Regions from separate parts of the Mus musculus genome. Here region 1 is linked to region 2. Evidence: chromatin loops called from intact Hi-C (ENCODE). Cell type or tissue: gastrocnemius. All regions are shown on one strand.

The links. Peaks named below come from ENCODE experiments on the same cell type or tissue, not always from the same donor. Only the 100,000 strongest peaks of a DNase experiment are listed, where the experiment ranks them.
Region 1: it touches region 2 in a loop (24-fold over the local background); 28 of 42 quality-filtered maps call a loop at or near these places.

Annotation. Positions count from the first base shown.
Region 1 is chr2:47,782,227-47,790,226 of GRCm38, reverse strand. No RefSeq gene overlaps it. Among named protein-coding and RNA genes, the nearest start is that of Gm52576, 48 kb to the left of the region's middle. In gastrocnemius, a CTCF peak has its summit at 4,189 (motif pointing left); a DNase peak (open chromatin) is centred at 4,190.
Region 2 is chr2:48,882,947-48,890,946 of GRCm38, reverse strand. Acvr2a (activin receptor IIA) reads right to left here. Exons shown (of 11, transcript NM_007396.4): 5 at 506-649. Among named protein-coding and RNA genes, the nearest start is that of Orc4, 62 kb to the left of the region's middle. In gastrocnemius, a CTCF peak has its summit at 4,674 (motif pointing right); a DNase peak (open chromatin) is centred at 4,770; H3K27ac peaks cover 753 bases.

The sequences.
Region 1 (8,000 bases), 1.1 Mb after region 2:
ATTAAGCCACAACATACTCAAAATTATGGGATACACCGAAAGCATTCCTAAGAGGAAAACTCATTGCTCTGAGTGCCTCCAAAAAAGAAACTAGAGAGAGCATACACTAGCAGCTTGACAACACACCTAAAAGCTCTAGAACAAAAGGAAGCAAATTCACCCAAGAGTAATAGATGGCAGGAAATTATCAAACTTAGGGCTGAAATCAACCAAGTGGAAACAAAAACAACTATTCAAAAAAAATCAACCAAACCAGGAGCTGGTACTTTGAGAAAATCAACAAGATATATAAACCCTTAGCCAGACTCATTAGAGGGCACAGGGACAGTATCCTAATTAACAAAATCAGAAAAGAAAGGGGAGTCATAACAGAACCTGAGGAAATCCAAAAAATCATCAGATCCTATTACAAAAGGCTATACTCAACAAAACTAGAAAACCTGGATGAAATGGACAAATTTTTAGACACAGACCAGGTACCAAAGTTAAATCAGGATCAGATTAACGATCTAAACACTCCAATATCCCCTAAAGTAATAGAAGCAGTCACTAATAGACTCTGAACAACAAAAACAACAAAAAAGCCCAAGAACAGCTGGGTTTAGTGCAGAATTCTATCAGACTTTCAAAGAAGACCTAATTCCAGTTCTCCTCAAACTATTCCACAAAATAGAAACAGAAGGACTCTACCCAATTCATTCTATGAAGCCACAATTACTCTGATACCCAAACAACATAAAGACCCAACAAAGAAAGAAAACTTCAGACCAATTTCCCTTATGAATATGGATGCAAAAATACTCAATAAAATTCTCAGTAACCGAATCCAAGAATATATCAAAACAATTGTTCATCAGGATCAAGTAGGTTTCATTCCAGGGTTGTAGGGATATTTTAATATATGGAAATCCATCAACGTAATCCACTATATAAACAAGTCCTAAAATAGAAACCACATGATCATCTCGTTAGATGCTGAGAATGCATTTGAAAAAATCCAACACACATTCCTGGTCTTGGAAAGATCAGGAATTCAAGGCCCTTATCTAACCATAATAAAAGCAATCTACAGCAAACCAGTAGCCAACATCAAACTAAGTGGAAAGATGTTGGAAGCAATCCCACTAAAATCAGGGACTAGAAAAGTAGGCTGTCCACTCTCTCCCTATCTATTCAATATAGTACTCAAAGTCCTAGCCAGAGCAATTAGACAACAAAAGGAGATCAAGGGGGATACAAATTGGAAAGGAAGAAGTCAATATATCACTATTTGCAGATGATATGATAGTATATATAAATGACTCCAAAAATAATACCAGAGAACTCCTAAACCTGATAAACAGCTTCATTGAAGTAGGTGGATATAAAATGAACTCAAAAAAAAAAATCCAGTGGCCATGGTCTTGTGAAGATCATATGCCCCAGTACAGTGGAATGCCAGGGTCAGGAAGCAGGAGTGGGTTGGTTGGGGAGCAAGGCAGGGGGAGTGTTTAGGGGATTTTCTCGATAGCATTTGAAAAGTAAATGAAGAAAATATCTAATAAAAAATTGTTTAAAAAATTAAAAGAGAAAACATACATTTTAAGGAGAGACATTCAAACTGAAAGTCATATCTAAACTTGCGAGTTACAAAATTATAAACTATGTTGTATTTAAAGCCCTGAAACTTCAAATTTATGAGAGTTGATTTGTTACTTAATTCTCTCAACTTTCAGACTTCTCTAACTGTAACTTCTATCCAGGCTTCCTTCTGTGTAGTGACAGGGACTGAGCTTTTCTTGTTTTGTTTGATTGTTTTTGTTTTTTCTTGCTTATGTCTTTTATTTTGTTTTGTTTTGTCATGTTTTTAGACTTACTGGACTGTCCAGTGTTTGTAGGAGGGCTGTATTTGAGAGTTGCCTACAGTAACTTCCTTCCTTGCTAATATGAAAGCAAAGACTTCCCAGATGGTTTTGTTGAATGGTCATTTTAAAGAGGCCACCTGGGAATACATTAACATTTAATACCTTAGGGCTTAAAAGAAACTAAACCTACTACTATTCTGCTTAACGTTCACTCTGATGATACCATTATCTTTATTTTTCCAATGATGTATTTACAGACAGACAATGCTTCTCTTCTTAAATATGTTTTAATAATGAGTTATTTATTAAATTCTGTACTTTGTTGGAAATAAGTGTAATTTCCTGATCTTTGAATCAAAAATCCACATGTTTTACAATTTAAACCATGTTAATACATACTAACTTACCCCTCAAATAATAAAATTACTTTAAACCTGAGAGTTCTAGTTAAAAATGAGGCAATCATAGAAAGATACCAATAGAATTTTAATTTTTATATAACCTAGAGAAATAACTAGAGGATAAATTGTGCTAGCACATTGCCCTGTTAAAAGAACCTACTTATATATACATAATCAGACAGTTACCAGAATCAAAATAAGAAATATTAACAAAGTGTGGATTTTCAAAATAAAGATATAATAGAGATGGAGAAAGTAATTCTTACTATTATTTGATTTGTTTTTTTTTTGTGATTTGTTTTTGTTTTGAGACAAGATCTTGCTATGTAGTTCTTGCTGTCTATGGACTCACTATGTATACTATGCTGGACTCAAATTTAGACATTTGCTTGCAAAAATCTTATGGTCAGTAAAGAAACTGAAAGGTTTTTGTGTTGTTTTTTTGTTATTGTTTTTAATGTGACATTTTCCTTCTGTCTTTCAGTGTAAACATGAACTGAGATGATAAAAGATAAAGATAAAAGATTCTCTAACATGAAGCTAATTCAGTTTTGCTTTAACTGTGAGAATTTGTCTATGCATTAACTTATTGGTTACCTCAGATATCACCTGGAACAATGGTCAACTTATGAATTCTGTTGCTCTCCCATAATAACTGACATTAGTTTGTACACTAAAGTGGGAATTTACATTTAATATGCTTGCAATGTCAAAGCTTTTTCTATGGTATACTGCCACTAGGTTGTTAGGAAGATTGAGGGAGATGTGACATGTGAAAATACTTGCTAGTTTTTAAAAAGTAATTCAATTGCTGATATCAATTTTATTTATTAGTACCTGGTGTGCTGGGCACTGATAAACTTTATTATCAGCATTATTTAAATCAACACTGGGAAATCCCAACTGACATTATGGGTTTATTATTTTAACCATCCAACCATGATTGCACACGTTAGAAATGAAGAAGCTGTTTTTATTCACTGGCAGGGATTCATTAATTTAGTGAAGGAAAAACAATTTAAGTCCAACATATTTTATTATTTGTTGTTCTCCAATGGAGACATTAATCTCTCTTTGGTCTTTATCCACAGTATATTTCAAATGGTATTATTTGATCTAGCTTATGTGATTATGGAAATGTGCAATAATAATAAAGTTGTTTTATTGGTAAGAGAGCTATAAGTCATTTTAACATCAACTGTGAGTGCTTTGGCTTATTTTTATAGCCCAGCTTCATGCTACTGCCCAGGCATCTAAGTGGGCACATTTCTTTACTGCGCTGTCTTCATTCACTTCTTTTCTTTGTTATTCTATTTGGTTGCCAGTCTTTTCCTTGCCAAGCACACACAAGCAAGGTGGACAATTGCCTTACAATGTCAGATCTTGTTCTTTGTGATCAAAAGACTCTGTATCAACCAGAGTTATACTTGACGGATCTTCCAAATAGATTAATAGACACTTCTTATGTCCGTTACTTGAAATAACTTCAAATTGTGTGACACAATTTTATGTCTATAGAAAATAAACAATGAAAAACAGCAGGAAAATCTTAACACTGAAATGCTTCACTACCGCTTTTTCTTCTCCCCAGTACCACCTCCTGCCCTGCAAAACATACCAGCAAGCTAGGAATCGCTTACTCTTTCAAACTACCACTAATAGCCTTACTCCACCTGCAGTTTGTGCCTATAGAAACCAACTGCAAACACTGTGCTTTTTGTTTCTGTGAATCTCAGAAACCAAATAGGAACTGTACTCCATGTGAACTTTTGTATCCATTAATTGGAGGGTCAGGTCTGAAGAAGTAAGACATTGTGTAATTATGAATTCATAGTTTTGGTACTACTTTAAGAACTCAGGCAAAGTTCCACAGGAACTGATTCTGTGTAGAATCCTGTAGACACCATGATTTTTGACTTCTCTCAAGTGGGTGTGTATCGCCCCCTTCTGGCTGTTGTTCACAGTGACGTTGACCACAGGATAGGAAATCTTGGCGAGATTCTCATTCAGGGATTTGAATCCTTTTTACCACATAACAAAAGAAGGAAGCTGGATGTTCAGCTTCATAACAGTCAGGTGTTTTTAATTCATTGGCATAGACTCATTAATTTGGTGAAGGAAAAGAGCTACTAACTGTTCAGACTACCTGCGTCTCTGTGTCCAGTGTGTTAGACAGCTCAACTTGTGAGGTCTCTTCTAGGTGTGAAAAGGGATAGCAGCAAAGAGTGAGTCTTCAATGCAAGTAGCATTGCTTTGTGGATCTTTCTCCAGTAGAGATCTATCTAGCACAGAGCTGATAGTCAAGCTCTTGGTTTGGTTTCTTTTCCTCGTGAGACTATGTGGTCTTTCATTGTCTTTACCCTATTTTATTATGCCTTTCTTCTTGTTGACACCATAACGACATTAATGATGTAAAGAAAGAACATGGAACATTTGAAGTGAACTGTTTTCCCTAGTTGCTAAGTTCTTAAAGGTTAGAGAGCTGCACAGGAAAGAAGTCTAATTTAACACAACTAACAGAGCTTGAAGGCAGTTTTTTTTTTTTTTGTTTGTTTTGTTTTGTTTTTTTTCTGTACAGAAAAAAAGAGACTTGTATTTAGAAAAGCAGTAATAATAATAATTTAATTTTTGAACCAGGGCAAGAACTTTGTTTTTAGGAAAGCAGCAGAAACAGCAGCAGTAGTACAATAAATGATAAGAATAACTTAAAATTAATGTGTACCAACTTTCTTCATTGCTAGGGTGTAAAATATATTATCAAAATTCTTATATCAAAAAAGTTTAGAAAATACTTTTGCAATTGAAAAATAATTTAGAATATGTTTGGAAAAACAATACAAATATATCAAAATAACAACACAATTGACATTTTCAGTTCTATCTTATAGTGGTGAGGAAAAATGAACTACATTATTTCCCTTTTGAAAATATAATGTGTTCTTTATATGAATGAGTGTATGAAAATAATTGTAATTAGCCCATGATGATAACAAGAAGACATTGTCTCCTGTGTAAAGTCTAGTCATTCAATTTAAGTGACTATTTTTTTCTTTAATGTATCTGCTGGCTTCAGCAGTGATAAAATATATTAGCTAATCATTATCTTGCCCTTCAACATCTTTTTGTCCTTTCTATTTTGTACATCTCTTTTGTTATTTTGTTACTTTGCTCCCTTTTAATTTCGCTTACTTTTACATTTCCCTATATTTTATTTTATGGTATTTATTACATATTTCTTTTTTTATATCATTATAACCCTTATAACAAAATTATTTAAGTATGTTTTCATGTGAATACTGATTGAATTGTAGCTTCATATGGTAAAATTTCATTCATTTTTCATTATGAGTGAATTAAATATCTCTGATGTCTTTAAAGAAAAGAAAAATTTTTTTGAGTTTAATAAATTGCAAATCTTATCTATCTATCTATCTATCTATCTATCTATCTATCTATCTATCTATCTTTTTTTACAGTCCAGGCTTATTCTCCCCTCCTCGTCCACCCTCTATTTCATATCACATACCTCACCCCCCCCCCACCCACACACACGCATACCCACACTCTCTCCAAGACAATGTCCCCACCCACAAACTCCACCCTACCAAGCCTCCCCATTCCTGGGGGTCTCAAGTGTTTTGAGGGCTAGGTGCATCTTCTTTGACTGAGTACAGACCCAGCAGTCCTCTGCTGTATATATCTTGAGGGCCTCAAATCAGCTGGTGTATGTTGCCTGGTTGGTGGCTCAGTGTCTGAGACATCTCAGAGGTCCAGGTTAGTTGAGACTTCTGGTCTTCATATAGAGTCAACATTCTCCTCAGTTTTTTCCAGCTTTTCCCTAATTCAATTAATTCACCAGCTTCTGTCCATTAGTTGAGTATACATATCTATATCTGAGACTTTCAGCTGCTGTTGAGCCTTTCGGAGGGCCCCCATTTGTAAGCACACCATAGCATCAGTAATATTGTCATAGCATTAGGGCCTCCCCTTGAACTGGATCCAAATTTGGGTCTGTCACTGGACCTCCTTTTCCTCAGGCTCTTCTCCATTTTTGTCCCTGCAGTCTTTTCAGACAGGAATAATTATGAGTCAGAGTTTTTGACTGTGGGATAGCAATACCATCCCTTCACTTGATGCCCTGTCTTCTACTGCAGGTGGGCTCTACAAGTTCCCTCTCCCCACTGTAGGGCATTTTATTTAAGGACCCTCCCTTTGGGTCCTGATACTCTCTCACCTTCCAAGTCTCTGATACATTCTGGAAGGTCCCCTCAAATCCTACCTCCCAAGGTTACCTGTTTCCATTGCTTCTGCTGGTCCTCAGGGCTTCAGTCAGGTCTACCACCCAATTCCAGATCATGTTCTCTTCTTCCCCTCCATGTCCTCTTTCCCTCCCAGGACCCTCCCTCCCTCCCCCACTTTTGTGATTGCTTTCTTCTCCCTCCCAAGTGGGATTGAGGCATCCTCACTTGGGTCCTTCAGCTTGTTAACCTTCTTGAGTTCTGTGGATTGTATCCCTGGTATTCTGTACTTAGTCCACATTTTCGTGAGTATATACCATGCACATACTTTTGGATCAGAGTTATTCCACTCGGGATGATATTTTCTAGTTCCATTCTCTTGTCTGTAAAATTCATGCTGCCCTTGTTTTTAATAGCTGAGTAGTATTCAATTGTGTAAATCCATTAATCAATTTTTCTCAGTATTCTTTTTTTTTTTAACCTCTTGGTTATTTCTAGCTTCCGGCTATCACAAATAAGGCTGCTATGAACATAATGGAACATGTGCCCCTGTGGCATAGTGAAACATCTTTTGGGTATATGTTCAGGAATGATATAGCTGCGTCTTCAGGTAGATCTATCTCCAATTTTCTGAGGAACCTCCAGAATGATTTCCAGAGTAGTTATACCAGTTTGCAATCCCCCTAGCAGTGGAGGAGTGTGTTCCTTTTTCTCCACATCCTTGCCAACATGTGCTGTCACCGGAGGTTTTCTATCTTAGCTATTCTGATTGGTGTAAGGTGGAATCTGAGGGTTATTTTGATTTGCAATTCCCTAATAACTAAGAACTTTGAACAATTCCGTATGTGCTTCTCAGCCATTCGAGATTCCTCTGTTTGAATCTCAGTTTAGTTCTATACCCCATTCTTTGATTGGGCTGTTTGGTTTCTTGGTGTCTAGCTTAAGTTCTTTATGTTACATTAAAAAAAAAAAACATCTTCAGTCATTGTCTTTTACTGTATGAAATAAACATAAAATTACAAATTAAATAATATGCATACTTATTTCTATTTGATTGGATTATACTTTCATTTAAATCATTTTATTGAAACAATTGAAGTTTTTGATGTATAACATATTATATGCATGAAAAAGAGCAGGTATCTTCAGATACTTGAAGTTCTTGTCATATAGACTTTTCGCTTGCTTGGTTAAAGTCACACCAAGATATTTTATATTTTTTGTGACTATTGTGAAAGGTGTCATCTCTCCAATTTCTTTCTTAGCCTGTTTACCCTTTGAGTAGAGGAAGGCTACTGATTTATTTGAGTTAATTTTGTATCCAGCCACTGTCCTGGAGGTTTATCCAATTGTTTATCAGGTATAGGTGTTCTCTGGTAGAATTTTGGGGTTCACTTATGTATACTATCATATCATCTGAAATAGTGATTATTAACTTCTTCCTTTCCAATTTGTATCCTTTTGACCTCCTTTTGTTGTCTAGTCAGTTCGAGTATTATATTGAACAGATAGGGAGT
Region 2 (8,000 bases):
CATTGAATGGGAAAACAAAGTAAACTAATACTTTGAAACCTGAATCACTGCCTCTGAGGAATTACCAACAAAAAATAGGGGAAAAAGTACATACAAATACTCAAAGTGCAATGAAAAGACATCAGTCTGGCCATGTAACTGCAAACACCAATTCTAGAGTAAAGCACGGTCTACTGCTCTTTCCTGCCGAGGAGACAAGATAACTACCCAGACAGGAAGCTTAGTTGTTGACTGGAATAGTTTAGATTTTATTAACAAAAGATTGACTACATGTGCATGTACTGTGATTCCAATCCTGCCAACAAAGTCTAGTGCTGCATTAAGTCATTCCATCTCAGCTGTGACAGCAGCGCAGAAAGGCTAGGTTACTTTCCCAACTATCACAATCAATCACTTTAGAATGGATAGTTTATATAGTCAGGCTGTTTATGAGCTATAATGTCCTAACCAGTTACAGCTTTAAAAATACAGAAGTAGATAGACTAGGGAATTTCAATAAACATACCTGTATTGGAAATATTTTGACAGCCACATATTCATTGAGCAACTGGGCTTTCCAGACACAACCAAATCTTCCCCTTGCTTTCACTTCTAACAGCTGCAATGGCTTCAACCCTAGTAATGGGGAAGGTGGGGGTGGTCCTGGGTCCTAGAGATAAATAATAATAATGCTATAAATAAGTAGAAAATAAGACGTTGATTCTGAAATGAAAAAAGGGTGGTTATACTGAATAATGCTCTAACAGAAACCATGGCATATGAGGGACTATAACATCAATGTGACTTTAACTTCCAGCCTGCGAGAACTTAGATGCTAGGGCATTAGTGGGAACCACAAAGCAGGCAATGTTTAGCAACATCAGTGCTGCTGCTACTTAGGAAAAGAAGGTGAAAAGAGTAGGCAGCCAGTCTACCCAATGTTCGCAAGATGTTCTGTGAATTTCAGAACACTCTTAATAGTATGTCATTGGCCTTATTCAGCTTATATCTCTTAAAGGACACAGATTTTAAAAGTATCAAAACAGCAAAGTAAGAGCATTTCTCAAAAAAACAATCTCAAAATCTAATACTTTCTGTAGTAGCTGTCTAACATTAACTTTTTTCTTCATTAATTTCACAATGTCCAGTCGTTTCAAACAAGTATATAATCCCAGCACTCAGGAGACAGAGGCAGGTAGATCTCTATGAATTTGAGGCCACTCTGGTCTACAGAGCAAGTACCATGACAGAGAGAGCTACCCAGAGAAACCTTGTCTCAAAATAAAGAGAGAGAGAGAGAGAGAGAGAGAGAGAGAGAGAGAGAGAGAGAGAGAGAGAGAGAGAGAGAGAGAAAGAGAGAGAAAGCCAGGCAGTGGTGTACACCTTCAATCCCAGCACCTGGGAGACAGAGGCAGGTGGATTTCTGAGTTCGAGGCCAGCCTGGTTTACAGAGTGAGTTCCAGGACAGCCAAGGCTACACAGAGAAACCCTGTCTCAAAATAAACAAAAACAAAAACAAGAACAAAACAAAAAGAAAAACCACAAACAAAAAAGAGAAAGGTTTCTATAGACAATCTTTGTTCATTTTTACTTTTCAAGATACTAACAGTCCATCTCTTTAGCTATTTCCCCAAACTGACCAGAAATAAAAATCATTCTCTAAGAATAACTGAAAAGAAAAATAAAAGTATAAATAAATCTAGAAAAATGGTAGTCATAGTTGGAAAGATAGAATGTTGAATAAGAGACAAGAGTGCTACCATGATGGATCTTTAAAATAGGGCCAGGGAACTACATAAAGGAGAAAGAAAAGTGAGAACTCCCAATGCCAACAGAATAGCAACCCGTTGTTTAAAGTGTCCTCTCAGTTTACCGTCTGCAGCTCACGCAGAATGGAAGAAGCTTCTGGAAGCCAGCAGAACACACATCAGGAATGTCTCAGTGCTTATTTACATTTTGTGAGAAGGAACTAAAATTTTTGTGGCAAGGAGAGACTACCAGTAGCACTTTAGATACTAAAAGATGACATTTTATCCAAGATCAGTACATCTTGCCCTAACTTTCTTCTCCCCTTTTAGATCTTCATAATGTTCCACAACTTACAGTGCTCCTTATAGGCATCCTCCAGTCACTAGTCTGTTTGGGAGTCTATGAGTTTTCAATTAAGCATCAAAATTACCCCAGGGGAAAAAAAAAAGTTCAAAATATTTTATAGAAAAAGAATGCAACTTGTAGGTAGTCCTTTAAAGGCTTGAAAACTCCTATTTTTTAAAGTAAGGCAGAAGAAAGACTTCCTGTGATTCATTCTGAAGTCATGTTTGTTTTTAAATGTCTAAAAAATTGCTGTTCTTCTCAAATTAAAAATATAAAAGGTTAATAAAGCCAAAGTGCTTCCGTTTAGCAGAGTGACAGACCAAAGAGGCTATCTACAAACGCTACAGGAAGGCCAGGCTCACTGTGACTCTGTCTCTCTGGGAAGTTGCTATGGGAAGCTGATCCTCCCTTACCGTTCTACAGCCACCTCTGCCTGTAATAGGATTCTACTGGCATGGACAGGCTGACTGAGGGGACTGAAAGGAAAAGGCGAACACCAATCTAGCAAAGGCAAAGAAAACTAGACAGTCTGCAAGGTCCAAGAATAAACATATAAGTTTATAAAGAAATAACTAAATAGAAATGGCAATAATCAATTTTTCAAAGCAGCAATACTACAATCTTCAGATAACTGAACAGAGAAAAAAGGACAACAAAGCCACTGAGCAATAGTGTCTCTAGAGAGAACACACACATCTACTGTGTTCAGAATTGCACAGCTACAGACATGAAACAGGATTGAGGTCATGTCTTCAATAGCTCAGATTAATAATACAACAGGGAGTTCAAAGTATATTAAATGTCTTCTAGATAGAAAGATAAACTTCAAAGGTCCTATAGGATTACAGGGCTTCCCTTAGTAACATACTTTCGTCTCAGAGAGAAATCTGGGATCAACATTTGATATTACAATTTACTCAGAATTTTTCTATTAATTGCTACAAAACATACAACTGTCAAATTTTCTTAACAGTATAAAAAATTTAAATAAAAAAGCAAAACACTGGCCAATATTCAAAAAGGAAGAAAGAGATCTGCAAAGGCTCACTCTTGCCAATGATGATGTACTCTTATTATAGTTTTATATTCATGGATACCTAAGAGTGGGCTTAAAACTCAGCTTCATAATAAAAATAACTACACAATACAAAATACCAATCATTGATATAGCTTTTTGTTTTCTTAACAAGAAGTGATTAGAATGAAGTTTTAAATGTATCTCTAAAATCTAAGTTTTAATTATTGTATAAGGTATATTAGAAATTATTCTCAGTTTATTAGTATCAGAATAGTAATGTATTCAGAACACCTAAGACTTCTATCATTAAACATGTAAACCCCAAGGCAACAAAAGGGAACTTAAACTCTGTAACTCATGGCATCCGTGAAGCACAGCTTTGCCGTGATGCACAGAAACACTTGGAAGATAGCAATTCCAAGGACTACAGAATTTCTGAAAATCTTCCCTCGAGTTCCCAGTGCTGTTTCAACAACCATTCAATATATAAAACTTAGAAGACACACATCAGAAATGGCTCTGACTGTGCATTCCTTCTCAAGACATAAGAATGTATGCTGAAATTGCAGTTACTGGTAAAGTCTGACTGTCCAAAGCCCCTACACCGTGGCATTAGTATACCCATTCTGGGCTACTCTTTAAAGGGGTTAGCAAAGCCATCTGTCATCAAGTCTGCTTATTCCTGAGATACTTCTACATACTAATACAAACAGCCCTATCCTTCAAGGCAGCAACAGATTTGTCAAAGGTGTTATTTATGCAGCTAATTCATTAGCTAGAGATGACATTGGAAAATATAGATTTTAAGTTAAAAGATAATGAGCTAAACCAGAAAGTTATCTCTTATTTAAATGAGTAAGGCTGACATTTAAAGAACTACTGGGTTCCTAGGGCTAATGCCCTCATTAGGTTTTATCTTCCAATCAGAAGAAACCTTAGATAAGCATAAATACTGCTAACAATTCTTCAAAACCAAATGTTTTTACTATGTCAAATGAATAATATTTGGATACAAAAGAGAGGACTTTTATAACAAAAATGTAGATAAACTATAAGGGATGCAAAGTAAAGCAACAATAACACGACTGTAAGGACAAATGGCTGCTGTGCATCCACAGAAGCTTTCACAACCATGAAACAAACAGCAATGCGTCTTACCTCTATCATTATATGAAAGGCGTGCTTGTGAAGAAAAAACACAGGCAAAAGAAATTACGATTCGTATTCAGAATGAAATGAAAAATGACACATCAGTTACAAAGGTGAAAGAATGATTTAGCTTTTTAAGAGTTGACAGTGATTCAGCAGACTGTATTCTTAAGATAAAAATGAAAAACTCATTCCTTATAACCAGAGGAAAGTGTTATTTTAAAAAATATAAGGAAAAATCCTTAAATTACACCTATTAGGGTGGCAGTAAATAAATTTGGATGTAAAAATAACCCAAAATTACCTGATACAATGGGCTCAAGCCAGCAAGTAAAATAAATTTTAGATATTACATATTACTTGTAAAGATTTGAAAGTCTAAAGTGTGAGTGGTTAAACAGGCAATTCTGGGGAACAGGAGCTGCAATTAGATTCTGAACAGCAGAGGGCAGTATTGCCTTTAACAAATACCAGAAAACAAAGCCCTGAGGAAATCCAGCTCTCTCAGACCAGGGATTCTAAGAGCTTTTATGAGTGTGTGCATGAAGGTTAGGGAGCCACCTCAGGTGTCATTCCAAAAGTGCCATTTCCAAGTGACCTGGAACTCTCCAAGCAAGCTAGGCTGGCCAGCAAGCCCCAGGAATGCACCTGCCACAACTCTTTTTGTGCTGGGGTTGCAAACATGCATCATCAACCCAGCCTGGCTGCCTGTGTGGTTGGCAATTTTTCTATTCCCTTCCTTCCATGTGTGTTCTAAGGATCAAACTTAGGCTTTTGTGAGCTGTGATGTCTTTCCAGTTCTAGGGTTTGTCTGCTTTGTTTTATTTTGTGTTGTTGTGTTATTTTGGAGGTTTTTTGGTTGTTGTTTTGGGGTTTTGTTTTGTTTTGAGTTTTTGTTTGTTGTTTTTTGTTGTGGTGGTGGTGGTTTGGGGTTTTGTTTTGGGTTTTTTGGTTTGTTTGGTTTTTTTTAACAGTTTTCATAAGACCCTCTGAAATTTCCTACTTCCAGTGAGTAAATTATCTCACTCACATTTTTGGAATGTACTAGGTGAAACACAGAATAATGCTATGTGTGTGCTCAGGAAAGACAAACCAGGAAGAAAACACAAAGAACGATGGCCAGAATTAAATAAAACCTGGTGATAAACTAGCTCTGTTACAAACCTCCCTGTCCAGCTGTAGCAACATGAATAAATCAAAATATACCCTGACAGAACAGAGTTTAAATGACTTAGTCCACAGTCTGAATTAAGCAATTGTTAGCAGTTCAAACTATAATTCCGGTACTATAACAACTTTAAATTTAGGAAGTATGTAACAACTGAATAAGTAGTAGTCCCTTGGAAATAAGTATATAGGCACATTTCTCAGTCTGAGGATAGTCAGGTAGTAAAAGAGAACAAGTCACCACAAAAGAGATAACTGCCTGAATTTTAAATAAAGCAAAATACATGTTAGCCACTGCTAGGGAGCTTGAAAACTCCAACAGATGACACGTTCCCCCGCTGCCACTATTTCTACAGAGAACACTACCTGACAAAAAGAAATGACAATTCACTTTTCTATAGTGGTTGTTTGCTTGATATCATCCAAGGCTATTCATTATCCATCAAAAAAACAGCTTAATACTTCCATACCATGAGAGAACCTCTCTTTCACAGGGAATGCGAAGGCACAATAATTACTGGGATCTTGTTTACACACAAGAACTTTCAGAGCTCACAATGTCAGTGCAAGCAAATGTTACTCTTAATCTTAGAAAGTATTATGCCTATTCAGGAAACTTCCTAACTAATGGAGAGAGTAAGCTATAAAACATCCAACACAAAAACGAATGAAGACAAAACCAAACCTTTTTGTGCTAAAAATGGGCAAGACAAAAGCAAAAGAATTAAAATAACTAAAACAGATTTTTTAAGTATAGGTTTTTTTTAGATATACTTCTCAATAAAAGAACATTAGAACAAAAAGATACAAAGTAATAAGAGGAACCAAGGGCATGCTTTTTCAAAGTAGAAATAGTTACAGTATATAGTCAAAACAGCCAAAAGAGATCACTGACTATACAAATAGATACAACTGTATTCCCAAAATGGAAATGGTGGCTTTGAGTACTCAGCACTGAAACTGTATGTAACTAAAAATCAAATCAGTACCTTAATGCCAAGAATTAGGTTTCCAGATTAGAAAGAGACTTGCTGCTTATCATGAAGGAATGAAATTACTGTCAAACATCAGAAAATATAAAACTTTATTCACCCATTCATTTATCCACTCATTCAAACAATGTTTACTGACTATACTGTTCATGTCAAATACTAACTACTCAGGCTCTTATGAACTTCACAGCAGATAGACTATTAATGGTTTGCACTAACAAATGTATGATTAAAGAGTAAAAGCAGTAGAAAGAAGTCACTATCTTGTTAAGTATCTGTAAAACAACCTCACTTAAATAAACTGGCTAGTTTTTCCGTGAGGAGAGCACCCCGAAGAAAATAGATAAATAACGCAGTAGAGGGACTGAAAATCAATACTGGGACACATCCTAGATTTTCAATTACATATTCACACATATAAGTGCTACATTTATTGAAAACCAGATTTGGAAACAGCAATCGTTATCCTTGAATGGGAAGTACTAAGACATGTCCAGGTGGAACGATTTGGTAGGAGGTTAGCTATGCACATCTAAAATTCAAGTAAATCGTTCTAAACTACAGACTTGTATGTACTACTAATAAATACACACATAACATGGACTACAAACTCCTTTAATCCCAACCCACACACATACAGAGAGACAGACAGAGAGAAAGAGAGAGAGAGAAAATATCTTAAGTGTATCTAGCTAGCTAGATAACTAGTTTCCAATTGTATTTATTTTGACACCACAATAACAATGTTTTCTTATGACTATCAAGTGTGCATACTATGTGAAAACTGACAAATTCTGAATGTATCTTCTCTTAGACATTTAGTTATCATATATTCTTAGAAATATCACAAGTCTTCATTTCTTAGACAAACATATAAATATAAACAAACAAGAACAGAAATAAAATCCATAGAGGATAAGACAGTAACTTCAGAAAAAAAGTTTCTGAACTAGAAAAAAGGCATAGATTAATAGATGAATAAATCTGATGCTGTCATATGGGTCAGCCATGACTCTGTTAATTAGATCCCAAGTTTCTTCATAGTTTCTCTCCTTACTTTTCCCCAAAACAAACAAATAAAAAATGCACTGTGGATAAAAATAAGGACTCTGAAAAGATTCCCTAATCAGTTAGCAGCACAGGGTTGCCAGCACGAGGGTGGAAAGTCTCCAGGAGATACAGAGAAAGCACAGTCTCCTCTTAGTAGCTGTTCAAAAGCTGAGGGTTATGACTAGCTATAAAGAAAGCTTACCTTTATCTAATTTAATGTTTATAACCTCTAAGTGAAGATGAAAAATGAAAATGAGTATGTGTACATAGAAATAAATTCTGGTATGCGAAAATTATTTCACCACCAGGCTGTATAAGCACAAATAAAACCTCTATTCAGGATGAAACAGTAAACTCTAATTAATTTTTCTTAATTTAGTTTTCTATGGACTCCATCAAATTACTTATTTGAAAATAAGCTGTTCAACCAGTGGACAGTAACTCCTGAGTAAATCCCACTTGGATCGGGATTGTAAGTCAGGTCATTTTACCTTTTCTCATCAATAAAATGAACTCGATAGAACAGGTATTTTAGAGTATTACAGCAGTAG